2 separate regions of the Homo sapiens genome follow, and region 1 is linked to region 2. The links are chromatin loops, found by intact Hi-C in ENCODE. Cell type or tissue: HepG2. All regions are shown on one strand. Each heading gives the region's core, and the rest is flanking DNA. Links, peaks and the distances in the headings are about the cores only.

What was found. Peaks named below come from ENCODE experiments on the same cell type or tissue, not always from the same donor. Only the 100,000 strongest peaks of a DNase experiment are listed, where the experiment ranks them.
Region 1: a loop joins it to region 2, with 1.8 times the contacts of the local background. A loop is called at or near these places in 6 of 110 quality-filtered maps.

Annotation. Positions count from the first base shown.
Region 1 is chr5:74,574,375-74,589,527 of GRCh38, reverse strand. No RefSeq gene overlaps it. Among named protein-coding and RNA genes, the nearest start is that of LINC01331, 45 kb to the right of the region's middle. RefSeq lists enhancers at 12,014-12,183, 12,394-12,613. In HepG2, for the core only: no CTCF peak of the experiment used is centred there; DNase peaks (open chromatin) are centred at 7,888 and 8,347.
Region 2 is chr5:74,529,696-74,544,848 of GRCh38, reverse strand. LINC01331 (long intergenic non-protein coding RNA 1331) reads left to right here and starts at 8,076. Exons shown (of 4, transcript NR_197436.1): 1 at 8,076-8,179; 2 at 14,288-14,439. RefSeq lists an enhancer at 1,602-2,163. In HepG2, for the core only: no CTCF peak of the experiment used is centred there; a DNase peak (open chromatin) is centred at 6,388.

The sequences.
Region 1 (15,153 bases), core at 5,638-10,637, 43 kb before region 2:
TCCCCTTACGGATTTCAGTCAACACATGGAGGTGTTTGAAATGATCTGCTAATCCAGTTTTCTTTCCTTGAACCATCTGGTTCAAATTCTGTCTACCTGCTTGGGGTGCACCAGTCTCGTCTGCATGTACATATAAGGAAGTCACAACTCATTAACAGTTTAGGGAAAATCCCTGTGGAAATATACAACTTTACTATTGTGGTAGGTTTCCTCTTGGGAGCAAATTAGATAGGACTTTGATATAAACCAAAGAAACTTGAGGGTTTTTGGAAGACATGAGTGGTCCTGAAAAAAACCATTAAACTAATTTAAAAGCTTTTATTTTAAATGGTAACAAAGTTGTTGCCTAAAGTTATTGCTTAACATTAACTCACTCACACCATAGCTCAGCTGTACATGGTCGAGTGCAGTGAGTGATGTACAGAATGTGGCCTTACTAATTTCATCATGGGGCCCCGACCTAATTTCAGGGATGATCATCCCAAAATAATAATTCTGTGGCAGACATTTATTATTGACCAAGCCATCAGACCTACACAATCTTCTTGTTGCCTCCATTTTACAGGCTGGAAAAGCGCAATACCCTCTTTTTCAGCCTTCCTTAAGCCAGGCATATCCACGTCACATGATTTTGGCCAAAGAATTACAAGTCAAAGCTTGCCGGAGGCTTCTGAAAAATATTTTTATTTCCTGATAAAAAGGAAAGGCAACACTGGATCTACCCTCCCCTTCTTAAGCCCAAGGAGAAAATTCAATGTAGATGTGATGTCTACAGCTGAGATAATCATCTTGTCGCTGAAACGGAAAAGCTATAGAAGTTGCAGGCATCAGTCTGCCTTTGGCAAGGTACTGAACAGAAACCAGCCTCCTTCTAGATTTCTTCCTATTTATTTAAGTCACTTTATTGGTTAATTGCAGCTGAACGCAATCCTAACTGATATAAACCCTTGAGAAAGAGCTTCCTGAGCATAATAACTTGTCAACTTTCCTTCTTCCACTGGGACACCTCCAGTGGTTGGGTTATCCATACAGTCCTGGGAAAAGGCATTTGGGCCTGAGCACTTGCTGGATGATAATGGGAGAAGTTGAATGAACAAGTCAAAGACCTCAGAAGAAAGATTAAGGATTATTCCCTGCCTCCACTATACCTATGCAAGAAGTGATCCAATTAGAATGTTCCAGTCTAACGATTTTATATGTTATGAGTGAAAATGAAAAGTCAGTTATTCATATAATGACACCCTTCTCCTCCATCACAGGCCCAGTCTCTGATTCACTGACACACTTCTCTCCCCCTACTTCTCTCTGCCTACTTCTCCAGCTGTTAGAAATCTCCTAATGAGGTCCATGCAATGGTTGATTTGCTTATTTATTTATTTGTTTGTCATAGGTGAAGCTCGATGCCAATCAACACTCACTTCCTCCTTCCCTCCTCCCCATTTTTCCTAAGCACTTTGCCTCAGCATCACAGGTCTCATCTTACAGAGTTACTTCAAAGGTGCAACATCATCATCGGAAGTTACAGTGCATGCAGATTTATAGTGTCTGACATGCTAGCTAAAAAAGAAAATCTTTGGTGATGAGGAAATAAAAAGAGAATCCTTAAGAGCAGATGCAGATGTTGTATTTCCTGATATAAAATAGGATAGAATATCTCAAAGAAATATGCTGTCATAAACATTTTTACTTTTCCTGAATGGGATTTTGTTGGGGGGAAGGAAAAAGAAAAAGTACTTCCTATTGACCTTACAGAATAGAATGGAAAATAAGGCTACAAAAATCTGACTGTGTTCATTTTGGGGTTTTCCCTAGAGGTGCACTGCTCAAGGACAAAGAATCTTTTCTAAGAGGAGGTTTTCCTCTGCCCGGAAAAAAAATCCCAAAGACAGACCCCCAATTCAGCAGGTCAAAGGTCCACTCCACCAAAACCTCCTCTGGGCCCAGAGGCGCTGCTTGGGCAGGAAATGGTAGATTTCCTCTTCAATAGGAAAACTGAGCAGGTTTGGGGAAGGGAGGCAGCTGTTTTTGACCACTCAAATTCAGAATTTAAACTGGGAGAGATAGCCTAGAGCTGAGATCCCATCCCCAGGTCTGTGGGGAAGGGTTAATGTGCTGCCTCTTTTTACAAATACCATGTTAGCCCAACTAGAAGTGCCTAGTGGGAGGCGCTGGTAACATTCTGCAGAGCTTAGTGGCCGAATGCCCTGGAGACAGTGTTCCCCAAAATGCATTTTGGTGTTGCATAAGACCTTAATAAGAACTCCATGAAAAGACATTTCCTTAGCCAAATAAATGTGGGGGAAACACTGACTTAAAGGTAAACAAGTTCCTTCACTATTGTGATCCTCTGAGTGGATCTAGTATCCAACATTCTCCAAATTTACTTGATGACAAACTTACTTTTTTTGTTTTTCTTTTTTGTGAGTAGCAAAATGCTCTTCAAACAGTAGCAAACAGTTCTGACAGACAATGAAGGGAAATGACACAGTGAGAAATCTGTTGCCAGCATCCATCTTCCCTCCCCTCCTCAATCTTCATCAGCTATGTAAGTAATAACAGCTAACTGTATTTGGTCACTTGTACCTCATATGTTCCTAACCCAGTTCTTCAGGGTAGATAGGAGTAACCATTCATTGAATATCCGAAATTTCTTGTAAAGAACATGGTCTTACCCAGAAAGAATTTGGAGGCTGACTATATTGTTCTGCCCCTACTTATTGGCAATGCAAAGTTTACCTTTTTGAAGGGGGAAAAGCTTCAGAGAATATGGTACTGTTTACACAGGCACAAGAAATTATTGGCAAAACTGCAGCTGTATTTTCCAGAGCCTCATGAATTACCCATTGCATTCATGGAGAAAGCTGATTGCTTTCCCCTTTTTGTTTGGTCTTGAAACAAAACCTTGGCTAATTCCTTTGTTGGGAGAGAAAATAATTTGAAAATGATTGTTCATTTTTTAAAAAGAAATTACTTTTTTCTTCTCCTTTTTTGCCAGCTGGGATGATTCACGGTTAAGATCTCTATTCTTTTTAATATCCCTACAATAGTACATATGCTGACAGCTAGAAAATCCACCTCCCCACCCCAGAACTTTTTTTTGAGCTCCAAACCAATTGATACAACCTATTGAACAGCCATTTCAGGATGTTCCAGAGGCCCCACAAATTGATCACTGTTCATTCAGACCCTGCTCTACTCTTTCAGCAATTTCTACCCTGACTAATTTCCATGACCCCAGCCCCAAACCTGGGAGTCATCCTTATCTTTCTCTCTCCCTGTCTGACTTTTTGCATCCAATTGTCAAGTCTACTTCAAAATAGCTCTCGAAAATGTCTCCTTGTCTCCATTTCTTTGGCTTAATTTGGTCAGTCTTTGCCTTGCTTGCCCTGAGCTAGGCATCTTCCTCACTAAGTCCCTACCTTCTCTGTATACCAACCTCCAAACCAGCCTTTCCATGTTAATTACCGGAGCAACCTTTTAAAAACAAATTAGGCCAGGCACAGTGGTTCACTCCTGTAATCCCAGCACTTTGGGAAGACGAGGTAGGATGATCATTTGGGGCCAGGAATTTGAGAGCAGCCAGGGTAATCTTGAATAGGAGCTGGGTAAAATGAGGCTGAGACCTACTGGGCTGCATTCCTAGATGGTTAAGGCATTCTGAATCACAGGATGAGATGGGAAGTCAGCACAAAATACAGATCATAAAGACCTTGCTGATAAAACAGGTTGCAGTAGAGAAGCTGGCCAAACACCACTGAAACCAAGATGGCGATGAGAGTGACCTCTGGTTGTCCTCACTGCTACACTCCCACCAGCACCACAACAGTTAGTTTACAAATGCCACGGCAACGCCAGGAAGTTACCCTATATGGTCTAGAAAGGGGAGGCATGAATAATCCACCCCTTGTTTAGCATAGCATCAAGGAATAACAATAAAAATGGGCAACCAGCAGCCCTCAGGGCTGCTCTGTCTAAGAAGTAGTCATTCTTTTATCCTTTACTTTCCTAATAAACTTGCTTTCACTTTACTCTACAGATTCATCCTGAATTCTTTCTTGTGTGAGATTCAAGAACCCTCTCTTGGTGTCTGGATTGGGACCCCTTTCCTATAACATATAGTCCCAACTACTCAGGAGACTCAGGCAGGAGGATAACTTGAGCCCAGGAGTTTGAGACTGCAGTAAGCTCTGAAAGCACCATTGCACTCCAGCCTGGGTCATGGAGCAAGACCCATCTCAAAACAAAAACAAAAACAAACACACACACACACACACACACACACACACAACAAAACAGAAACCCCAAAATTAGATTTGTTGGCTCCCTTGCTTAAAATCCTTCACCAGTTCCCTACTGCAGATGGGATAGAGTTCAGGTTTGTCTGTATAGCCTACCATCCTTCAAGATCTGATGACAACCTTTCCGTTGTCATCTCCTGTTGGCCCCCACCTCACCCTAGGCTCTACTCATGCTGGTTTCCTGGGCATTTATCAATGCTGTTGTTTCACATTGCTCTGCATGTTACCTTCTATTTCCTTTTCTTCAATCACCTTGGTTCCTTTTTTTGCCTGATGAACTTCTTTTTTTTCTTTGAGACGCTCGGCTCACTGCAACTTCTGCCTCCTGTGTTCAAGTGATTCTCCTGCCTCAGCCTCCCGAGTAGCTGGGATTACAGGCACCCACCACCACCCCTGGCTAATTTTTGTATTTTTAGTAGAGACTGGGTTTCACCATGTTAGTCAGGCTGGTCTTGAACTCCTGACCTCAAATTATCTGTCTGTCTCAGCCTCCCAAAATGCTGAGATTACAGGCGTGAGCCACCGTGCCCAGCTGCTTGATGAACTTCTATCCCATATCTGAAGCCACCATCAATTGCTTCTCTTTTGAGAGCCTTCTCCAGGCTCTTTATGCAGAAACAGCCACTCTGGTGCATTTTTGGGTCACCACTATTCCTTCATCAGAATCCTTGATTTTTACCTGGGTATACAAAAGTGTGAGAAATAATACATATTTGTTGTTTTGGCAGTGGATCATTATGTATCAAATTGATACAATCTGGCATATAGTGGTGCTTAAGAAATGTTCAGTGAATAAGCAAGTTGTTCATCCCTGAGGGTACTTTATTTTCCTGGACAAGATGATAAGATTTGGTGATTAACTGGCCTAACTTAGGAGTTGCCTAATGGAGGAGAGACCTATCGGGGGAATGCCAAAGATAAATTCTTTTCTCTTTGCCATCCTAGAACTCTCAGTGGGCAGATGGCAGTGGGCTGCATGCTCTTGTTCCTTCAGCACAAGTATTTTGGATGCCCTGAACTCCAGCCTCACAGAACCGGGACCAGATGTCACCAGGCTGGTGTCTTATTTCCTGTAGCCAGCTAAGCATCTGAGACTTTTAAATGACCAAATAAGCATCTTGCCTTGCCATTTTTCAAAAAAGCAAAAATACAAACCTAAATTTTTTCTCAAAACTCTGGGTTTTTGAGGATTTTAGGTTAGTGAAACTATTCTATATGATTCTATAATGATGGCTACATGTCATTATGCATTTGTTCAAACCCATAGAATGTATGATACCAAGAGTGAGCTCTGATGTAAACTGTTGACTTTGGCTGATAATAATGTGTCATTGTAGGCTCATCAATGATAACAAGTGCATCACTCTGGTGGGAGTAGGGGATATTGATAGGGGAGGCTATGCATGTGTGGGGACAAGGGATATATAAGAAATCTCTATAACTTTCAATCAGTTTTGCTGTGAACCTAAAACTGCTCTAAAAAAATCAAGTCTAGGCCAGATGTGGTGGCTCATGCCTGTAATCCCTGCACTTTGAGATACCAAGACGGATTACCTGAGTTCAGGAGTTCAAGACCAGCCTGGTCAACATGGTGAAACCCTGTCTATACTAAAAATACAAAAATTAGCTGGGTGCAAAAATTAGGTGGTGCATACCTGTAGTCCCGGCTACTTGGGAGGCTGAGGCAGGAGAATCGCTTGAACCTGGGAAGTGGAGGTTTCAGTGAGCTGGGATCACGCCACTGCACTCCAGCCTGGGTGACAGAGCGACTCTGTCTCAAAAAAAAAAAAAAAGAAAAGCCTATTAAAAAAATATTTGTGCATAGGATGCAGGAAGAGGAAGGTTGGCCAGGTACAGGACGTTTTGTGTATATGTTCCTTCCCCTTTTTTCCTAAGGTAAATCATACCCCCAATCTCTACCATCCTTCTTTCTCTTGCATTCCCCAGCCTCTCCCACTTCACTGGCTCCTGCCTCCTTACCTGTGATCAAACATAAGTTTGTCTCAACCTAAAGAATCTTCCTTGATTCTGCACCCATCACTCAGGCTATGTCCACCAAGTGGCCTCTCGTGACGGCCTCCGACTCTCATTCCTGTTCTGGCTGTTGCAATCTGACTTCCATCCCAAATATTCCATTTCTCCTGCCAAGGTCAAATCTGACCTAGTTGCCGAATTGGATGGAAAGTTCAGCCCTTGTCTAATTTACCTCTCTGCTGCCATTGAAACTCTGTGAGTTCTCTCTGAGGCCCCACCTCCTCTTGGCTGCTGTGACACTGCTCTGTCCTGGTCCTCTTCCTACCTCTCTGACAGTGTGCTTTCACATTGCTTTTTTTTTTTTCTACCTACATATTGATGTGAAAGTCTTACCCATCCCTTGAAACCCAGTCCAATTTCTACTTCTACAAAATCGAACCTCATTTCTAGAATTACTGATCATAACTTCATTTTTCTAAGACTCAGTTTCTTCATCTGCAAAATCAAGATCATTAGAGAACCTACTTCATAGGACTTTTGTGAGGATTCAATGTAAGGAATTGAGCATAGTGCCTGCCATTTACGGAGCTCTTAGTATACGTTGGCCATTATGAATATTATTTCTAAGTGGAATAAATGCCTTTATTACAGTACTTATGAATGGATATTTCTCTCTGGATTGAGGGATCCTGAGGGTGATTGGGGAATTGAAGAGGGGAGTCGGTTTCCTCATCTTTTTGTTTTATTTATTTTTTATTTTCTGAGACAGTGTCTCACTCTGTCGCCCAGGCTGGAGTGCAGTGCCATGATTACGGCTCACTGAAACCTCAACTTCCAGGGCTTAGATGAGCCTCCCACTTCAGCCTCCTGAGTAGCTGGGACTGCAGGAGCATGCCACCACACCTGGCTAATTTTTGTATTTTTTGGAGAGACAGAGGTCTCACTATATTGTCCAGGCCAGTCTTGAACTCCTGGGCTCAAAAAATCCACCCACCTCAGCCTCTCAAAGTGCTAGGATTATAGGCGTCAGCTGCGGCGCCTCTTTTGATTTCTTTCCAGTCACTCAAATTTCCTGTAGTTTGTATTGCTCTGACTCATAATAATGAATTCTGTATCATTCAGTACAATCCAGCTCAGTTCAACAAAGCCACATTAAGCTGTCTATTGAATATCAGACCTTGCACTAGGCTTTGAGATGCACAAATGAATGAAGATCAATCCTTGCTCTCCAGGAGTTCTAAGTTGGGCTAAGATCGCTTGGGTACAAACTGTCTAACTTTCACACCAAGTTGGAGATTTAGGCATGATAACTACAACAGGGTTGGTCTGGTGATTTGGGGTTGGATTGAGGGTTAATTCAATGTGTGGCTATAATTACACAATTGGGTGTGATGATGCCTGCGTCTCCCAGGTGATTGCGTTTACTCACACCAGTGAGACTGTTCAGGTGTGTTTTGTGTCCTAACAGCTTCTGCTTCTTTGAGGCTGATTTTCTTGGCCAGACTTCCACAGCCACTAGGTTCACTCTTCTAGGGAGTCTGCAGAACTTGTTCCCAGATGTCTCTTTCCTAAGGAGGGGAAGGGAATTTGGACTGGGTGACCTCTAAAGTCCCTCTGACCTTGACACTCTTTGATGTTAGAAAAGCAGCCCAGAGGCTGGGCGCGGTGGCTCACGTCTGTAATTCCAGCACATTGGGAGGCTTGGGCAGGTGGATCACGAGGTCAGGAGTTCGAGACCAGCCTGGCCAACATGGTGAAACCCCATCTCTACTAATAATACAAACATTAGCCGGGTGTGGTGGTGCATGCCTGTAATTCCAGCTACTTGGGAGGCTGAGGCAGGAGAATCGCTTGAACCTGGGAGGCAGAGGTTGCAGTGAGCCGAGATTGTGCCATTGAACTCCAACCTGGGCAACAAGAGCGAAACTCCATCTCAAAATGAAAAAAAAAAAAAAAAAGAAAAGCAGCCCAGAGCCAGAGGTCAGAGTTCGGCGGCAGCATTGATGCTGGCCTGTTTGGCTTGTCAGTGTTAATCAGTAAACGGGTTGCTAAGACAATATTTGAGAAACAGATTCTAGTGGATTAAGGTGGAGGTGGGGTAGAAGACAGTGTTCTTTGAAGACAACAGTAGTCAGAGGGAAACATAAAATAAGTCCAGTTTAGGCTCCACCCTCTCCGGGAAGCCTTTCTGCTCTCTTGGACCTAGGTGTCTATATTCTAGGTATATATATTCCAGATATAATATATTCTGGATTTAGACCATGATGGACCTCTGACCATAGGGCTTTGCTCTTTGTTTTTTTAAAATGAAGTGTGTTTTGCAATCACCAAAGAGATTTTGATCTACTCAAGATAGTGACTTTGTCTTATGCATTTTTTTGGAAATGCCCCTTTTCCCATAGCACCTAGTTCCAGCTAGAGGCAGAGTATGTGTTTCATGAGAATTCGACTGATAGCCTGACAGTTTCCAAGGTTTGCAGCTTAAGCCTTCTGTGGTGGGCAGCAGAGGCTCGAGGCTTCCTCTCCTCACTGCAAGTCCCTGAGAAGGATCTCGAGATGGTGCTTTTCCTGAAACCCCCCTGCACCCAATCCACTGCTACTTGAGCTGAGTTCTTTCATAGTTGGTTCCCAGGAACAATCAACCAAGTATGAAAGATGGGGTGACAGACTTTTCTTGGAATGCAGGTGGGGGCTGGCTTCCCATTCTCCCTGGGGAAGTAAACACTTTCCGTATATCCTTCACCCTGACTTCCATCTGTGGTTCAGGTCCCACAGATCTCTTAAAGTCCAAGAGGGCTGTGGAGGTGATGGGTGCAAAGCTTTTCAAAATTTCATGCAAATTTTGTGATGTATACTTTTTCTAGAGAATAGGTCTATTCCTTTAAATACCTTTATGTTCCCCCAAATGTGAAGAACTACTACGTTATCCACATTTCTGCTACACAGGCTTCTGGGGAATTATTTGTGTGGGAACAAACACAGATCCTACATGAGAAATAGGGGATGAGCAGGCCATGTGGCTTGGGGCCTCAAGCTTGAGGGTGGGGCTCCAGTGTTGCTGTTTTTAGTGGCAAACTTGTTCATGACTAGTAGTCAAGGTTCAACAGTAATATTGCTTTTAAATAAAATTCCTCAACTCGCCTCCCACATTAGCCAAATCTGAGGGTAGGAAGACCACCTCAAGATCGAGGGTCCTCAAAACTGGAAAGCCGGGGCTTCACAGAGGCTCTTTGGAGAGCTTGGGCATGGCCTGGTTCCAGCAGAGAATCTGGAGCAAGTATCTAGGAGTGGTTTTCTTTTTTCAGTAAGCATGGAAAGGAAAAAGTTGGGAGAGACTTTGCCTGAAATGAAAGCCCCTCGTACAATATTGCGCCCCCCAAAATCAAACAGTGACTTTCTGCTCCTGTGGCCAGAAGAATCTTCAAGTTTCAGAGAAAGCATCATGGCATATATATATAAATTTGAGACGGAGTATTGCTCTGTTGCCCTGGCTGGAGGGCAGTGGAGCGATCTCAACTCACTGCAACCTCCGCCTCCCAGGTTCAAGTGATTCTCCTGCCTCAGACTCCTGAGTAGCTGGGATGACAGGTGCCTGCCACCATGCCCGGCTAATTTTTGTATTTTTAGTACAGATGGGGTTTTACCATGTTGGTTAGGCTGGCCTCAAACTCCTGACCTCAAGTGATCTGCCCGCCTTGGCCTCCCAAAGTGCTGGGATTATAGGCGTGGGCCACTGTGCCCAGCCCGGATCCATATTTTTGTACAACGAGAGATTCACTTTTAGCTCTCACTTTAAGCAGGAAGTGGTTCTTTCTGACTAAAAAGGGGTTTAGCTGCCACACCTTCCATTTGCTGGACAATACAGTAAGACAGAGAGAGAGTGGTTACTGGGAGTACAAGCGATAACACTGTGCTGTCATTCCTGGGGTTAGCAAGCCACAAAGACTAAGGACTACTTGTGGTTGGAAACAAGGGCCCGGAAGCCGGCGGTGCACACTGAGAGGCATCGTCTGAACAACTGGGGAAACACAAATGAGGCTCCACATCTTGATCAATCCTGTTTATCACAAGGGAAGAAATTATGACTGGTTTTGTGCTAAAGAGAAATTAAAACTGAGATCAAAAGCAGTTATACACACTTTATGTTTATTTAAAATGCACACATACATGGTACCCATGCAAAGTAAACTGTGCATAATTCTCATGGAGAGCGTTTTTTTTTTGTTGTTCTAACAGTATCTTTTGTTGTCCTCACAGGGTTGTGAGTTAAGGAACTCTTAGGTAATGTCGTATTGAGGTACCTGATTTGGTAGACACGCCAAGATGTTGAAAGTCAGTATCAGGGCTCAGAGCATGAAAATCCGGGGATCCCCTTTGTAGAACTCTGCCTTAAGAAGGCTATTTCTATCTGGGTTTACTTCTGTTACACATAGTTTTAGGATTGTGGCTACCATGTTGAGTGTTTCTGTGACCACCAAAGTTCTATTTCTCTCTGTTACTAACTCTTTGAGTTTTAGTGCCTTTGTTTAGAGAGATTAGGGGAAAAACAGATTTTTTTTTTTGTATAATTGTTGAGTAGTGTAATTTTCAAATAATAATAATAATAAGCATTTCCTATAACTTAGGCACTATTTTAGTTGCTTCACATGTATTAAATCAGTGACATTTCACAATCACATCATGAAATAGGTGCCGTGTTTATCCCCATTTTACAGATGAAGAAGCTGAGGTGCTGAGAGATTGGAAACTAGCCTGAGGGGAATAGCTAGTAAGCAGCAAGGCCAGGACGCAAACACTGGCAATCTGGTCCCTTACTGATGCCATGCTTCTCTTCAGAGCGCCCAGCCTTTCAGCAAGATTCTCCAAAAAGGTTGTAATGATAAGGCTGGTCTTAGCAGTCTCTGGGCACGGGGCTTGCTCCTGTCACTGCTGGGCAAGGGTGGGTTGCTTGCTGTCTGTGGGCTCTCTCTTGCCTCTGATGAAGAAGGGGAGGAGGTTGGTGACACAGTGTCTTAAGTCGAGCATATGCATGCCTCTGTTTAACTCCTAAGGCATCTGTGTTGGGCACATAATGACAGAGAATTAATATTCAATGATCTCTTGACTGATTTTCCGCTTGTATAATATATGTTCCCAGGCAAGAAAATTTTCGTGGTATCAAAGCAAAGTGGAAATCAGAAAATGTGAAGGTAGTCTAAATGTCTTGCAAGCAGAAGTTTGGTAGGACCAGACATACGATTTAGTTAATGGTCTATTACTTTCCACTGAAAAGCTTGTTTTATATTAAAAATGGATCATTTCATTTGAAGTACAGTTGGTCCTCTGTATTCATGGGTTCTGCAGCCAACGATTCAACCAACATGGATGGAAAATATTTGAAAAAAAAAAAATTGCCTCTGTACTGAATAGGTACAGATGTTTTTTTTTTCCTTGTCATCATTCCCTAACCAACGTAGTATAACAATGATTAACATAGTATTTACATTTTATTGGGTATCATAAGTAATTTAGAGATGATTTAAAGTATACTGGGAGGATGTGCAAGGGTTCTATGCAAATACTATAGCATTTTATGCCAAAGACTTGAACATTTGTGAGTTTTGGTATCTGTGGGGAGTCCTGGAACCAATCTTCCTCAGATACCAAGGGATGACTGTAGATTATCTGAAATAATCTATTGAGAGACCGCTCTTACGCACCTGCACTGCAACTTATCCCCCTTCAGCCACACAAACCAATGGGCACAAAACATTAAGGCACACAAACACCAAAACAAAGAGATGGCTAGAGTGGTTGACAGGGTAAGCAAATTGCCTCCTAATCTAATACATGAAACCAGCCTTGCCACACCTAAGTAAACACGCTCTTCTGATGTTGATACTGCCCTCCAGGCCACGAATGATATTGCCCTCCAAAACACAAAGCTGCAGCAAAATGCACCAAGTTCTATGGCCCAACCCGTGGGCTTTCCAACTGGGCTCTTGTGAAAAAGCAGTGCAGGTGAGGGCTGGGCTGCCAGTGGGCGCGGGCTGTCACCAAGCTGGTGCCTTTCTGGAATCTGAGGCCTGAGGCTTTGTTTCCTGGCTAGGGATATTTTCTCAGAGTTGGAAATACCCTCCCTTCCTTGCTTTCCTTCATTCCCACCCCCTGTATCTTAAATCTGTGTCATTCTCAGAGCTCTCTGTGGAACTGAAACAATGCAAGAATCTGGCCTAGCCTTCCTCTGCTTGCCTAACTTCTTTCAGTTTCTGTTTGGCCCAACGGAATATGAGAGAAAGATTAAAAGCAGATTGTATGAAGCAAAATGACTAAACCATTTCTCGTAAAGGGCAATGTTTTTTAAAGAAAATCAGGAAGATTGCTTTGCCTGAAATAATTGTTACAATAAAGTATATTTTGAAATTATTATTATTTTTTTTTTGGAGACAGTCTTGCTCTGCCTCCCAGGCTGGAGTGCAGGGGTATAAACATAGTTCACTGCATCCTCAAACTCCTGGGCACAAGTGATTCTCCTGCCTCAGCCTCCCAAGTAGCTGGGACTACAGGTATGTGCCGCTGTGCCTTGCTAATATTTTTATTTTAGTAGAGATGGGGGTCTTGCTGTGTTGTCCAGGCTGGTCTCCAACTCCTGGCCTAAAGTGATCCTCCCGCCTTGGCCTTTCAAAGCACTGGGAATACAAGCATGCGCTACCATGCCCGGCTGAATTTAATTTTTCAATTTAATATGATCTGTTGCTCAGAAAAACCACGGTTATTAGCGTACACTTAGCATGGAAGGTGGAATACGTGTGTTAATGATTACCTTTTCCTTCTGTAAACACTAAGACCCACCGTAAGTGCCTTCACATGTAGCGTCTCATGTAATCCTCATGAGTGACCTGCAAGACAAGCTACTTCAGACAGGAGTCTGAGAGGCTGTGGCCTTGCTAAAGTCCAAAACCAGTTAGGTGTGAATGGAGACTCAAATCCAGATTTCCTATTGCCAAATACTGTGTTCTTCCTATTACAGGACTCTGCTTAATACATCATCCTCAAAAAAGTTGCTTCTCAGTTATTTTCTAAAACTCCTCACAACCCGGAGAAGTCAAAGGCTTGTCGTAGTCCGGTTTGCAATGTCAGAGCCTTCATATGTCATGAAATATTTGGAGTGCTGGGTGGGCAGGAGGGCCTTACGTCTGTAACGTTGAATACCACAACCCCGGGCCTCCTGGCAGTCTTTGACTAGCGAAGGGTGAAGTGGAGCATAGTCATTCCTGATTCGTGGTACTCAAAGAGCCTAAGCCGGGAACTCAGATAATGGAAATGAATTATGTGATTCAATTATACTATTCAGTTAAAGGTGAGTAATTATAGTCATCTTTATACTTTGTAGTCTTAACCTCGTGGCATTTCCTGACTCTGACATACTTTGGCATGATTACATCTACCAGCTGGGACTATGACTAATTCCTTTGAGCTATTCTCTGCTTGTTGTTCTTATTTGTGATGGGGAGCTATCTCTTTTAAATCTGCACCGAAAAGACCAATTATTATTATTACTTTTATAGATGTAGCTTAACACAGTGCTGGAACACAGTTAATGCCCAATAAATGGTGGTTATAATAATTAAAAATCAAGGTTTGCACAGGAACCTGCTGAACAAGTGATTTTTGAAGCACTATAGTCATCTAATAACTTGGGAAAGTTGTGAACGTTTTTCTTTTCTGGTTTTTTTTTTTTTTTTTTTTTTTTTTCTGAAATGGAGTCTCACTCTGTCACCCAGGCTGGAGGGCAGTGGCCCGATCTCGACTCACTGCAACCTCCACCTCCAGGGTTTAAGTGATTCTCCTGCCTCAGCTCCCCCAGTAACTGGGATTGCAGGCATGTGCCACCACACCTGGCTAATTTTTGTGTTTTTAGTAGAGGCATAGTTTTACCATGTTGCCCAGGCTGGTCTTGAACTCCTGACCTCAAATGATCTGCCTGCTTCAGCCTCCCAAAGTGCTGGGATTATAGGCATGAGCCACTGTGCCTGGCTGTGAACGTTTTTCAAAAGTGGCCACATCGGAAACCCAAAGAAAGGTAGCAAAAGAAATGATTGCCATAGCATCTTTATACTTAACCATTTTATTTCTTCGATTATTTAGTGAAAAAGATAGATGAGGACTTTTCAAAATTAACACTCACTTTATAAAGAATTACAATTTTGGAATAATAATGTGAACATGTTTGATTGGAAGAACTTTGACAAGCTTCCAATCATCACCTGGTATTGATAAAACACTTCCTGAAGGGCCACTTCAAGCTGGCACCTGCCTGCTCCAGCTCCACTCCACTGCAGAGATCAAACAACTGTCTCTGGATCCCTGGCCCATCCAGTTGGTCCTGAACCATCAGGAACAAACTTGGCAGAAAATTAAACACCTAAGTCTTTTGCTTTTTCTTTTCTCTTTTCTTTCTTTCTTTTTTTTTTTTTTTTTTTGAGACAGAGTCTTGCTCAGTCACCCAGGCTGGAGTGCAGTGGTGCGATCTTGGCTCACTGCAACCCTCACCGCCCGGGTTCAAGCAATTTTCATGCCTCAGCCTCCTGAGTAGCTGGGATTACAGGCGTGCAGCACCATGCACGGCTAATTTTTGTATTTTTAGTAGAGACAGGGTTTCACCATGTTGGCTAGGCTGGTCTCGAACTCCCGACCTCAGGTGATCCGCCCGCCTCGGCCTCCCAAAGTGCTGGGATTACAGGCATGAATCACCGCGCCCAGCCTAAACACCTAATTCTTATGAGCAGGTAAGGTGTGGAGTCAGTGTTAAGTGCCCAGTGAGCTGTAACCATCTCAACTCCCATTGTGTGCATCTAGTTTCTGATTTCTACTCCATTTCCCTCGACTTAGAGATTTCTAC
Region 2 (15,153 bases), core at 4,271-9,270:
CTCTGCAGCATGTGCCTGGATATGGGTGTTAACCTAAAGCAATGCACATCTCCCGGGCTGTCTGTGTTTCAGTGAAGTGGCTGAGAGAAAATGCTTGGGAGTCAGACAGCGCGGGCTCTGAGTCCTGACTAGTACTTTCTAGCTATATTTCTAAACCTCGGTTTCCTCATTTGGATCATAGGCTTTTAAAGATCTACTTTGCAATGAACAAACAGTTATCAATGAACAAATGTATGTAGGGTCACAGTGGCTGACACAGTCAGCATTCAATAAATGGTAACTTCTGCTATTATTATTATTATTATTATTATTATTTGAGACAGAGTCTTGCTCTGTCACCCACACTGGAGCACAGTTGTGCGATCTCAGCTCACTGCAACCTTCACCTTCCGAGTAGCTGGGACTACAGGCATGTGCCATCACACCCAGGTAATTTTTTGTATTTTTAGTAGAGACAGGGTTTCACCATGTTGGCCAGGCTGGTCTTGAACTCTTGGCCTCAAGTGATCCACCTGCCTCGGCCTCCCAAAGTGCTGGGATTACAGGCATGAGCCACCACACCCGGCCTCCTGCTATTAATAAAATTGGACATACCACGTAGAACACCAACAAGGGACTGAAAACAGACACAGATACAGCAAGAAAGTGCTGATAAAATCTTTTAGATATGAGAGAGGACAAAACAGAAAAAGGAAGAGTTTTTGCAAATGTAGGTGGTGAATGCACACGTGGAAACCTGAAGGCTATGTTATCAGCCTGATTCAATTCATGGGGACCTGATAAGGGAAAGGTAATATTTCCTGGAACTCACTCCATCAAGAACACAAAGATTTTATGACTTCTCTTCTTTCAGACACGCACAAAGCCAACAACACAATAGATTTTCTTTCCCAAATCCCTTCTTTAGAAAGCTTTGCGGCTAAGGACAGTATCTCTATGTAAAAATCCACTCCAGGGGGTCACTGACTGCCTCTGGGGTCAGGAAATGGCTCTCTGAAGAGCTTGCTGGGCTTTGTGGTTGGATGCCAGGGCTGAGGATTGCATTAAGTTCTTCGAATAAGCCTGTAGTTTGGCAAAAAGGCTTTCCTCCTGGGCAGCTGAATAATTTTTAGATGATCTAGCTGGCACATCGTGGAAACACGCTAATGAGTCAGGAGTGATCTGACTCCTCCCCTCACCCCACACCCCCGTTGCTCAAGGGTAGAGAATTTCCAGGGAAGCCAGTGAAAGATTTATGAGACTAATCCCGGAAATATTTCTTCCCCATCTATTCTTCTCAGCAGGGGTGCCAGCAGCCCTGGGTCTGGAGTGTGAGGGGTAGAGAGGGCAAATTAGAAGGGGACAAAAACGCTGACTTCTGCCTTCAAGTGCTAGAGAAATCGGCGACTATAGAAACCACCTAATTAGGGTTCCACTGTCAATAAAATATTCAGGTCTTTTTTTGGAATGTGCCTGCCTGCAGGCCCCACAGAGCTTCATGGATGAATTTGAGGAGGCTTGGAGCATTGTGGCTTGTGGAGCATGGAGTGGGGGAAAGCTTGTTTCAACTCTGGGCTGGGAGGAGTCTGACAAGTGAGCTCTTCTGACTCACTTTTACAGGGATGAGGGGGAGGAGGCTGCAGGGATTTAGCGGCGTAGGGCAGTGTCTCCCGTCACCCGTGAACTTCCCTCTCCACACCCTGCATGTGCTGCATCTTCTTTGGGTGGGCTGACCTCTCCATGACGTCCTGGTTTGGAGGGCTGTCCTGTCTTTCTTATAACTCCAGGCTCCTTTTATAGAAAAGCGAGGGGATGGGAGTTGGGTCACTGGAGAATATCTATAACAGGGTGCCACTCTTGGGTTAAAGAAAAGCTCCTGTGTGCCTTCAAAATATGATTTTAAAAAATATATAAAAAGGTAAAATAGAGTAAGAAAATTCAATCCTTCTGGCTCAGTTTCAGTCACGCATGGGCAAAGGGAACAGAACTATCAGGCATGATTATTTGCCACGACTTTCCCATTTTTTGTTCAGAAAAATATTTTAGTTGTAAAGGTTGGGAAAACTAGGCTATTTGAGTTTTGCCTCTTATGTCTTCCCCCACCCTGTTTTCTGTAAAGACACTGCTAGAAATGGCCAAAAAGGATGTCAACACTGGAAGAGGCTTCAGGCGCCAGCAGAGCCTGCTGGTGAGTAATGAAGAGAGGCATAAACCACAGGAAAGGCCCTTCTCTTGATTAACACGGATTCCATTCAGCATCACCTTTCCTCCTTGTTTCAGGTAGCCTCAGTCCTAAGATGGAGAGACCTTCTAGTCTCTGAGGAGAATGGTCCTGGGCTAACCTTTGGTTTGGACTTCCCTCAGACCCTCAATGGCTGCTGCCACCTGGGCACAAGGATGGCCTTCCTACCTGGGTCCTCTACCCAAAGCTTTCCAAACACAGATGTACTGTTTAATAGGGAAAAGGGACCTTTTTTTTTTGAGACAGGGTCTTGCTTTGTCACCCAGGCTGAAGTGCCCCAGTACAATCACGACTTACTGCAGCCTCAACCTCCCATCTCAAGCAATCCTCCCATCTCAGCCTCCTGAGTAGCTAGGACCACAGGTGTGCACCACCATGCTTGGCTAATTTTTAAATTTTTTGTGGAGATGAGGTCTCCCTATGTTGCCCAGGCTCGTCTTGAATTCCTGGACTCAAATGATTCTCCCACCGCAGCCTCCCAAAGTGTTACGATTGCAGGCATGAGCCACTTCCCATCTGGGGACTTTTAATAATATAATTTTGTGTAACTACTGACAGTCTTGGTAGCAGAAAGGGCATCCATGCCATTTCCCTTCCAGAAATTTCCAAATGGTCTCTGAAGATCTCAGAAGTAAGACTCTCATTTTTGCTAACAAAAGGAGGTTACCTAGCTAACTCCACCACTGCATTAATGTGTACATTTTGAGTACATCATTTTTTTTGGTACATCTTTTTTGAGTACAACTTAGTACACTAAGTTATAAATGGACTGGACTTGAAAATATTTAAATTTTAACCAAGCATCTAAGAAAACTCCAATTTGACTACAGGCTTCAGGTCCTTACCATATATGTCCCAGATTTCTGGGACAGTCCCAATTCCAAATATTCAGTATTGTGGTCAGACAAGTATTTTGGTTCAGGAAGTATGAAGTCTGCCTCAGGGAAAGAGGTAGGTGGCTGTCATAGCCCTAGTTTGCATTTTATAGTTTGCTTATATGGAGAGCAGATCTTGGGCAGCCTTCCAAAACACCAGCATCTGAATTATCTGTTTAAAATTACGAAAAACACCAAGTCATCCAATGTCAGGACTATTTTCAGTTTCCTGTCACTATATTCAACCTGAGCCCAATAGATTGTGTAATCTATTTAATAAACAATTTCTCCCTACCTGGCTAGCCCCAGAGATGAACAATTGTCACTAATCCAGGAAAGATTCCATTCAACATGTATTCACTCATAGCCCTGGGTTCCGTATGAGGTGAGGTATGTTACAGCAAAATTCTTCTCCTTTCAAAACCAGAAATAATAATAATTAATAAGCTTCTGATAATGGTTCATCCCACATTGTCAATTTATCTTTTGGAAGAAGATCAAAATGAATTAACCATAGAGAAGTGAAGCCAAACGGCACAGTTTCAAGATTTGACTGTGAGAACAAAACTTTTAATTAGGAGTTTTGAATTCTTCTCATGAGATCTGCAGGATTCCAGACCTTATCAACACTTGGGAAAATCCAGTGGATTTTTTTTTTTTTAAATAACCCCATGTTCTTTGCTAACAGGAAACAGAAAAAGACTTTTTTTTTTTTAATTTGGAATTGGTTCTGTTGTAAATTAGGATGACACTACTAAACAGTTTCAGATATAAATTACTTTCAATGATTTTTTTTTCCCTTTCATCCAGAACTGGAGCTTGTATTTCCTGTTGATAAAAGAAAAAAAAAAAAGGCACTGTATTTACCAACCTCCCTGATCCAGCCAATCCCTCTGGCCTCTGTCTTTCAAATGAATGTGGAATTTGCTTGAATCTGAGGAAGTTTAGAAGCGGAGCTCCAGACCACCCACTTTCAGGATCTATAAGATGGTGCTGGAGTTAGGCTGAGCTGAGGCACTAATGCAAGCTCATGGGTTAGACCAGAGGTTCTCTTGACTCCATCAGAAAAAGTAGTTTGCAAATATCTTCTTGCTAGTGTCCTCCAGTGGAGGGGCTGACTCCAGGGCCCCTGGCTGCTGACACAGGTTGAATCAATCTACTTGCATGTGTGGAGGAGCCTCTTTTTATACACAAAATGTATTTAGGTGTCTTCATTTTTTATAAAGTGGGATAAGAATGCCGAACATCCTTCCATCCATTACCTATTATGTCTTTCTACTAGGAAAACTGCCTTGAAGTCAGGGTTGCTTCGCATTTTCTGGTGAAGCACTAGTGCTGATTTTACCAAGTCCTAGAATCATAGAATATTCAGCCTGGATCCTTGTGAGTTCTTTTATTTGACGGGTGTGGCGACCATGGTCTAGAGCGCTATGAGGACTTTCCTAAAGTAATAGTGCTACTACTTATTTATTTGCTAATTTATTCATGCAACAATTTTTTCACATCTGCTATCTTCTGTCCTTAAAGAGCTTACAGTGTGTTCTGGAAGATTGCCGATAAGAAAATAAACATTACAGCCAGGCACTGTGGCTCATGCCTGTAATCCCAGTACTTTGGAAGGCCAAGGTGGGAGGATTACCTGAGGTCAGGACTTCAAGACCAGCCTGGCCAACACGGTGAAACCCTGTCTCTGCTAAAAATATAAAAATTAGCTGGGCGTTGTGGCGGGCACCTGTAATTCCAGCTACTCAGCTACTCAGGAGAATCGCTTGAACCTGGGAGGCAGAGGTTGCAGTGAGCCGAGACCGTGGCATTGCACTCCAACCTGGGCAATAGAGCAAGACTCTATCTCAAAAAAAAAAAAAAAAAAGAAAAAAAAGAAAGAAACATTACAAATGGTGATATATTTCATGAATGAAACAGATAGGCTGCTCTTGTAGAGAAAGAACAGGTGAGTGGTGGGAAGGGCCTCTTGGGTAGGGTTGCCAGGTTACGTCTTTGGGAGATGCGGTTTTAGGCAGTGGGAAGAGGAAATTGGGGGTGTGCTGAGAGTACGTTGCTGATAGAAGGAGGCAGGGGAGTTATGGTAAAGAAATGAAGACAACCTCAGGCCTTGATTCTCTGGCAGAAATCCTTTTCAGATTTCAAATGAATATCACTAGATCTTGAATGACCAGTAAGGTTTATTATTAGATATCATTCTAAACTGCTCTTTTTTTCTTTCATCTATCACAGTGGAAATAATATAAAGGCTACACCAAGTGAGGTTTTAGATAAAAAACTTATTCCATTACATTCTGATATAGAGAAGAGATGACGTTTACACCACCAGGCTTGCTGGGTTCTAATAGAGATAAATAAGCTCTGAGTACAAGATATGCACAAGGATAACTCAACACAGCCCAACTCCTGATTGCCCCTCCTCAGCTAGAAATGGACTTGCCTTTGGCTGGGTGTGGTGGCTCACACCAGTAATTCCAGCACTTTGGGAGACCTAGGCGGGCAGATTGCTTGAGGTCAGGAGTTCAAGACCAGCCTAGCCAACGTGGGAAAACCCTGTCTCTACTAAAAATACAAAAATTAGCAGGGTATGGTGGCATGCACCTGTAATCCCAGCTACTCGGGAGGCTAAGCCATGAGAATTGCTTGAACCCAGGAGGCAGAGGCTGCAGTGAGCTGAGAACGCACCACTGCACTCCAGCATGGGTGACAGAGTGAGACTCTGTCTCAAAAAAAAAAAAAAAAAAAGAAATGGACTTGCCTTCCATGTGGCTCTAGGTCTCCCCAATGGCACTTAGAACAATCTAGTTTTTCTGCATCCATCTGTCCTCTATGGTGTCTTGTAAGTTCCTTGAGGGCAGGGATGAGTTGAACTCATTCACCAGCAAACCCATCACCCAGCATATTGCCATGCTCATGAAGACTGCTCAATGAATGGTTGAATGGTTGATATAGAAATACTTAATCTTTAGGAAGATGTGATGCTGGAAAAACAGGGCCATTTTTCCCTTTTATGGCTTTTGCACAGTGCTTGTTATAGGGAACCCACAATTATTACTGTTCTTACCAATAACTGAAAAAAGGCTGTTAGAGGATCCTTGCTTAGTTCCTTTGATGAGGCCATTGGCTCAGTGACAAGAATATTACTGAGGATGGAGAACCAAACATTGAGCTGTTTAGCAGAACTTGCAGCAGAGCTATCATTGCATCATTCTGCTGAGATGTGAAGTAATGTCTGAGCCTTCGGTTCCCACTGTAGGGCAGCTCAGCCTGTGCTCCCAGTTCGGACAGTGACATAAACCCTGCATCCTGTCTCCTGACCCTTGCTCTAGAGGCTCCAGGTCAGTCCCACAAGAGGCAACTTGGCAGCCAGGCCCATTAGGAAGTACATGCAGCCCCAGGAGGTTCTCACAAGTATAGATCAACACTGTGTTTGCCATGGAAAGTTTGGAGGAAAGACTGTACGCCACTCAGTGAAATCCTTTCCTCTAATTCTCTGCTCCTGTCCTGCTTGCAAGCAAAGGAGAACAGCACAAGGAAATTGGGAACTGCATTGTTCTGAGGCCATCTACCCAAATGAAAAACAATGTAAATATTTCACACAAATCCCAGGTCAAATTCCTGTATATACCAAAGCAGAGAAATTTCTCTGAAATGATGGTCGTGGAGAGTAGTACCAATGATGAGAGAAGTTAGGAGTAGAACCCAGAGCCAGTCTGTCCCTGCGTGATGGGTACCGGGGGAGATCCCTCCTACTGTACCACCGTTCTGCAGTCACACTACTTCCTCATTAGAAAAACGCTTTCTCAGTGGCAGGGGAAGGGTTTAAACGCTCCAGAATCTGAGCTGACAATGGGATGTTGTTGCAGGTCAGAAGTGAGAGATAAAAACAAAGATAATAAAAAGGATCAATGCCCCTAATTTGTTGATTGGCTCTCTGCCCCAGCTAAACACTCAGCCAACACCCAGGGAAACTGGGCCACAGTTAACTGGGCATTTGGGCCAGAGGCACTAAGAGGTGTTTATTATTTAGTAGTGGATTCCTGGCTGGGCACGGTGGCTCACGCCTGTATTCCCAGCACTTTGGGAGGCAGAGGTGGGCAGATTGACTGAGGTCAGGAGTTCGAGACCAGTCTGGCCAACATGGTGAAACCCCGTCTCTACTAAAAATACAAAAAATTTAGCTGGACATGGTGGCCTGTGCCTGTAATCCCAGCTACTCGGGAGGCTGGGGCAGGGGAATTGCTTGAACCAGGGAGGCGGAGGTTGCAGTGAGCTGAGATCACGCCACTGCACTCCAGCCTGGGTGACAAGAGTGAAACTCTGTCTCAAAAAAAAAAAAAAAAAAAAAAAAAGGTGGATTCCTGAGAAGTCCAGTGTGGTGCTGCTTGACTGTTGTCCTAGCTACTTGGGAGGCTGAGGGAGTATCCCTTGAGCCCAGGAGTTTGAGTCCAGCCTAGGTGACATAGATTCTGTCTCTAAAAAAATTTTTTTTTAAATTGTTGGATTCCTATGTCCATAAGGAAGACTTCAGGAATGACAAGCTTGCCTCCTAATTTGGCTCCTCCTGAAGATACAGTATGACCTGCTTTACTTTGGGTTTAACATCCTATAATTACTGTCAGATGAAGAGAGACAAAGATTCACTGTATTTCTTACTAGTTTCTTTTTTCTTTATTTTTACCTAAAACATAAGCTGAAAAGCAGCAGAAAAAGAAAGACCCAGTACTTCAGACTAGCAGTGGGGCAAAACCCCCACATTTAAAAAGAAATACTAGTTTATTATGTTTGGGGTTGGAATCACCAAGAGACCAATTAACACCTTATTTTTAGGATTAGCCATTCTGGTATTTGCAGATAGTTTCTTAAACAGGACTGTTTGGAGTTCACACTGTAGGAGTAAGTGAAGTGTTGATAAAAGAGATTCCAGAACAAATAAAGATTTCTACAGTAAAAGCTGGGGAGGTGTGTAGGGCTCCAGTCTTTGGGTTCACAGCTTGGCTCTACATTCATTGCTGGAGGAATCCAAGCCTCACAAAAGACCGCTTTTAAAGAAAAACTCTATTTTTCTTAGAAGAACTAGGTAAGTCTAGTTTTTCTCTGAAGTTTGTTTTGTTACGTGTCTCTGTTACCACCATCCATGCAGTTCTGGGGGCCTGCATTTCCCAGGATTTGTAGCTTTCGGCTGAATTGAAAGTTTCTAGCTTGGGAATCAAATCTTTGTTGTTCTTGCTTGCAACTCGTTGTTATTTTAAATTGCTTGCATAATTGCCAAGGTAATTTGCATTTAGAAGAGATTGACTGCATTTTCTTTACCCATCCTTTGCTGTATTCGTTTGGTAAGCTTTTAAAGAATAAGTTTTGTAACGGGGAAGGTGGAGGTCAGATATTGAGGGTCAATTTGGTGTCTCACTCAGAACCTGCCTCTCTGCAGCATTAATGTGGTTTCTCTATGCTGTACTTTCCCACTGCCATCTCCTGGGGAAATAAGGCGGGGGGCTTCTTTCGAAGAATCTATAAAGATTAGATTAATTACTGGCCCACAATCCCATTATGTGAACTCACAGAGCCAAAGAACATTAAAGCTGGCAGAGAATAATTTAACCTTATTTTATAGATGAGGAAACTTGGGCCCAGAGAGGAAAAATAATCCCCCTACTTCTCCCACAGTCTCAAAGCTAATTACCAGCAGAACTGGAACAGAAACCAGGTCTTTTGATTTCTAGATTAGGATTCAACAAGTATTTAACTCATTAATTAGAATTTTCCTAGTTCCAACCTGGATGTCTTTCAGAATGGGTGGCTCAATTTTTATGTTTGCTGTTAAGATTCCCTCAGGGCTGCCTGGCTAATTTTATTACTATTTTGATTTTACTCAGTCAACATTTCAGAAATTTGCAGTCTTCCCATCATCTGTGTCAGAACTATCTGTTAAAAATGCAAATCTCTAGCCTTTTCCAATCTTCAGAATCCGAGTCTCTTAGAGTGCCCCCAGGATCTGCATTTTAATAAGCTTCCTTGGAAGAGTCCAAGGCACTTGAGAACAATTTTACTTGGCTCAAAGTCAAGTAAGTTAATACATTTTGTCGATTTAAAATGTTAACGTTTTGGAAATCAGGTGGCACCTTCTCATCAATGGTCAAGTAGGAAAAAAGTTGTTTTTTACATAAATGTTGTATCTGATAATCAATAGCGACTTAGGAGTTGAGGCCATGTTAAATTTCTCTTTTAAATCCTTTAGTTACTAAAAAGCAAAAACTTAAATTTGTATCTGAATTCAATTTCATGGCATTTGATTCTTTAGTGCTTAAGTTCTTCTTTAGTAGCAAAGAAAAAATATTGGGAAATTTTATTTTTTCAGGCCATGGGCAGCCTTTACTGAACCGTTATCTCCACAACTCAAGTCCTGTTCTACAGATTTTTCAAGACTGTTCATTATAAGACTCTGCCTTCTATTTTATAGTTTTTACTTTCTGAGATTACCTCTAAATTTTCATGCATATTTATTGTAAAATTTCTAACAAAATGTAGAATGATTAACTATCTCTATATTCCTGAAAGGGTTAAGGAACTTACCATGCATTTTCTATTCATTGAATGCCACTCCCATAGTATTGCTATCTAGGTTTTTAGATTTACCTTTTAAAAACACACATTAGTTACTTAAAGTAAATAGTTAATCATATTTATCAATGATTTCTCAATTTTGGGGCTTAGCATGTGAGTGATAACACACTCAGTCTTTTTTCTTGAAAATGATTTATTTTACTCTGCTGTGAATGATAGTTTACCTGGGTATAGAAGCCTTGGTTGATAATTGGTTTTCCTCAAGGCTGTGAGAAGATTATTCTGCTGTTTTCTGGCACCCATTGTAGATGAGAGTTAGTCTAATTGTCTTTTCCTTGCAGGGCAGCTGTCTTTTTGCTTTGGAAGCTTTCAAGATTATCTCTCTGCCTTCAATGTTCAGTAGTTTCACTGAAAAATGTTTCCTGTTATAGGTTCGTTACTATGTATTCTTTTTGGCACTTGGTGTATGTAACCTTTTCTTCTGAGAACATATATCATTTTCTTCCATCTGAAAAGTTTATAGTATCTCTTTGACTATTGATTCACAGATATTTTCCCCTATTTTATTCTTGAACTCCTATTAGACATATGTTAGATCTTCTCAATATGTCTTCCATGTCTCTGAATTGCTATTTCATGTTTTTTCCCCTTCCTTAACTCTTTATTGCTCATTCTGGGTAAGCTCCTCTATATAACCTTCTAATTTATTAATTCTCCGTCTTGTTATACCCAAGACAGAGTTAATCCTGTCTATTGAGTTTTTTACTCAAATACTATGGTTTTTATTACCAGAATTTCCAACTTGTCCCTTTTAATATCAACCTGCTCTTGTTTCATTTTTTAGTTATTTTCGTTCACAATTTACTATTCATTTTTATGAATATTCCTCCTTTCTTTTTCTCCTTGATGGTTCTAACAATCCCTATTTTATTTTATTTTTATTTTTCTGAGACAGGGTCTTATTCCAGTTGCCCAGGTCAGTGTGCAGTGATGCAATCTTGGCTCACTGCAGCCTCAACTTCCCTGGCTCAAGTGATTCTCCCACCTCACCCTGTTGAGTAGCTGGGACTACAGGTGCATGTCACCACACCTGGCTAATTTTTTTGTATTTTTAGTAGAGATGGGGTTTTGCCACGTTGCCCAGGCCACAATCCCTATAGTAAATTCACTTTCAGATTCTATTACAGGCATATCTCAGAGACACTGTGGGTTCATTTTCAGTACAATGCAATAAAGCAAATGTCACAATAAAGTGAGTCGCACAAATTTTTTGGTTTCCCAGTGCATATAGAAGTCATGTTTATACTATTCTATAGTCTAAGTATGCAACAGCGTTATGTCTAAAAATGTACGTCTCTTAATGAAAAAATACTTAATTGCTAAAAATGCTAACAATCATCTGAGCCTTCAGCAAGTTGTAATCTTTTTGCTGGTGGAGGGTCTTGCTTTGATGTTGATGGTGGCCGACTGATTAGGGTGTTGGTTGCTGAAGATTGGGAGGTCTGTGGCCATTTCTTAAAGTAAGACAACAATGAAATTTGCAGCATCAATTGACTCTTTCACAGAAGATTATTCTGTAGCATATGATGCTATTTGATAGCATTTTACTCACAGTAGAATTTCTTGCAAACTTGGAGTCAATTCTCTAACTTTCCCACTGCTTTATCAACTAAGTTTATGTAATACTCTAAATCCTTTGCTGTCATTTCAACAATGTTCACAGCATCTTCACCAGGTCTAGCAGATTCCATCTCAAGAAACTACTTATTTGATCATCTGTAAGAAGAAGCAACTCCTCATTCTTTCATGTTTGATCATGAGATTGTAGCAATTCAGTCACATCTTCAGGCTCCACTTCTAATTCTAGTTGTTTTGCTATTTCCACCACATCTGCAGTTACTTCCTCCACTGAAGTCCTGAACCCCTCAAAGTCATCCATGAGGGTTGGAATCAACTTATTCCAATATCTTGTTAATGTTGATATTTTGACCTCCTCCCATGAATCACAAATGTTCTTACTGGTATCTGGAATAGTGAATCTTTTTTAGAAGATTTTCAATTTACTTTGCTCACATCTATGAGAGGAATCACTATCTATGACAGCTATAGCTTCATAAAATGTGTTTCTTAAATGGTAAGACTTGAAAGTTGAAATTACTTCTTAATTCATGGGTTGCAGAATAGATATTGTGTTAGCAGGCATGAAAACATTAATATCCTTGTTCATCTTGATCGGAGCTCTTAGATGACTAAGTACACTGACAATAAGCCCTAATATTTTGAAAGAAATCTTTTTTTTTTTTTTTCTGAGAAGCAGGTCTCAACTGTGGGCTTAAAATATTCAGTAAACCATACTATAAACAGATGTGCTGTTTCCCAGGCTTTGTTGTTTCACTTACAGAGCACAGGCAGAGTACATTCATCATAATTCATAAGGGGTCTAGGATTTTCAAATGGCAGATGAGCATTGGTTTCAACTTAAAGACACCATCTGCGTTAGTGCCTAACAAGGAAGTCAGCTTGTCCTCTGAAGCTTTGAAGCCAGGCATTGACTTCTCCTCTCCAGCTAGGAAAGTCCTAGATAGCATCTTCTTCCAATAGAAGGCTGTTTCATCTCCACTGAAAATCTGTTGTTCAGTGTAGCCACCTTCATCAATGATCTTAGCTAGATCTTCTGGGTAACTTGCTGCAGCTTTTATATCAGCACTTGCTGCGTCACCTTACACTTTTATATTACGGAGATGGCTTCTTTTCTTAAACCTCATGAACCAACCTCTGTTGGTTTCAAAGTTTTCTTGTGCAGTTCCTCACTTCTCAGCCTTCATAGAATGGCTTAAGTGAATATTGTGGCTGGTATGATTTTCTATCCAGACACTCAAACTTTTTCTATATTAGCAATAAGGCTGTTTTGCTTTCTTATCATTTGTGTGTTTACTGGAGTAGCACTTCTAATTTCCTTCAATAACTTTTCCTTTGTATTCACAATTTGACTAATCATTTGGCCTAGCTTTCAGTCTGTTTCAACTTTCAACATGCCTTCCTCACTAAGCTTAATCATTTATGGCTTTTGATTTAACATGAGAGTTGCGGGACTTTTCCTTTTACTTGAACACTTAGAGGCCTTTATAGAGTTATTAATTGGCCTAATTTCAATATTGTTCTGTGTCAAGGAGTAGGGAGGCCTGAGGAGGAGAGAGATGGGAAAATGGCCGGTTGGTGGAGCAGTCAGAACGTATACAACATTTACCAACTAAATTCATTGTCGTATGTGTGTGTGACTTGTGGCACTTGAAAATAATTACAATAGTAATATCAAAGATTGCTGATCACAGATCATCATAACAGATTAATAACAATGAAAAGTTCGAAATATTGTGAGAATTTTCAAACTATGACAGAGACATAAAGTTAGCACATGCTTTTGGAAAACTGGCATGATAGACTTGCTTGAAGCAGGATTGCCACAAACCTTCAATTTGTGAAAAACAAAGTGTCTGCAAAGAGCAATGTAATAAAACGAGGTATGCCTGTATTTCCATTTCTTCTGGAATGAATGTATCCCAAATATTGATTTTCTTGGCTCCCTTTCTTAATGTTAGTTTTCTTTAATTGTTTTAGAATTTTAACTTGTGTGATGTACATTTCAAGTGGCATCACACACACTTTCTCTCTTCTTGCTATACCTTTCCCTCCCTGCTTGGTCACAGGGCCCCAGTCCACAACTTGGTTTTATGTTGGTGGCCCTGAACTTTTATCTTACGATGATATTCAGATATTACAGATTTAGTCACTGAATCAGGAGGCAGGTTGGCCCAAGTCTTGGTCATACCTGCTTGTTCCTACTTTTCTAGATGCACATTTATATAAGCCCTAACCTTAGGTAACAGCTGCACCTTTTTTTAGGGCAGAAGTTCCTCACCGCATTTAGGTTCAAGCAATAAGCCTGGATCCAGGCACCAACCACCTAGGGCCCTTTTACTCCCAATACTGCAGAGGAGTTATCTTGCCTATCTGTGTGTGTCTCCAGAGCCCACAAGCTCACAGCTTTAGTAACTACTGTGTTATATTTCTGGTCTGTTTCTAGCACATAGATATTTATTTTTCTTTATGTATGTATGGGCATGTGGTTTACTTTTTTTAAAACTTTCTTTTAAATTCGTTCTTAAAATATTTTATTTATAATTGCTAAGTGTTTGGAGTGCAGGTAGCGACTTCAAAGCATGAGCTTACAATGTCATTTTGATCTGCAGAGGCAGGCTCTGGGGATGAAAATAGCAGCAGTTCCTATGATGCCATCTTTGAGACATCTACCATTACCGCTACTGCTATGTTGATATTGTCCTTTGTTTCCCATCTATCAAGCATTATTCTCCTAAAAATGGCTCTGTGTCTGACAAAGCCCACTCAACATAGATTAATTCTCTCTTAAATGACTTTATTAAGCTCATTAATGATTCACTTAGCAACCCCTTTTGTAATAAATTTGCAATATTCTCTAAAGAAATCGATCTGGAGAAAAGCCAGAGTGATTTAGGAAGGAACATGGTTTAAAAATGAGTGAGTCATTCTCAAAAGCACACAACATGGCTGTAGAAATATTTTAATATGTTTATATCTTCCACAGATTAAACTAAGATCCTTTGCCAATAAAAAGACAAACAATAGAAAATTCCTACAGATTAAGAATACCAACCAAGATTTCAGTGAACTTACTTGCTTCAGCTCTGGGAGAACAGTTATGACATGGTGCTGAATTACATCAGTGAGGAACTAGAGGTGAGACTGGGATACAGGGGAATTTGGGTTTAGAATCCCCTTAGCAATGCAGTATGCAAATCATGAAACAGCATAAAGACACATGAATTATGCAAGAATATATAAGGGGTTTCCAGAGAAACATCAATTTCCATTATTAAAAATGGTTTGGTAAAGCAGTCCAAAAAATCATTTTTGGCAGGTCACTATTTTTAAGTGAGTTATTTGAAGTTCATCTACATTTTTTTCCCAGCGTTACACTTGGTGGTTAGGACCCCTTGTTACAAGGGGCCATATTAACACATAATTGTGGAAATGGACAAAGAAACAATTTTAATTCATATGGTAAGAGACAGGATAAAGATATGCAGGTGAGGGGTTCCCTAACACAGTCTATGAAGGTCAGAGAAGACTTCCTAGAGGAGGTAATGTCAGAGCTAACCTTTCGTGGAAAAATAACCATGCATCAGGCAAAATGGGGTGGTGGTGGCAGGTAAGAGTAAGGGGAGTTGCAGTATTTCAAGTATGGAGAAAAATAGGGTCATGACATACATGATTATTACTTTTCAGATGACCAGCATCTGCACCCTCTTCCTTTTTTATGTTAACATGATGATTTTATTTTTTAAATTTTTATTATTAATATACAATATTTGCACATATTTATGGGATACATGTGATATTTTGTTAAATGCATAGAGGGTGTAATGATCAAATCTGGGCTTTCTATCACCT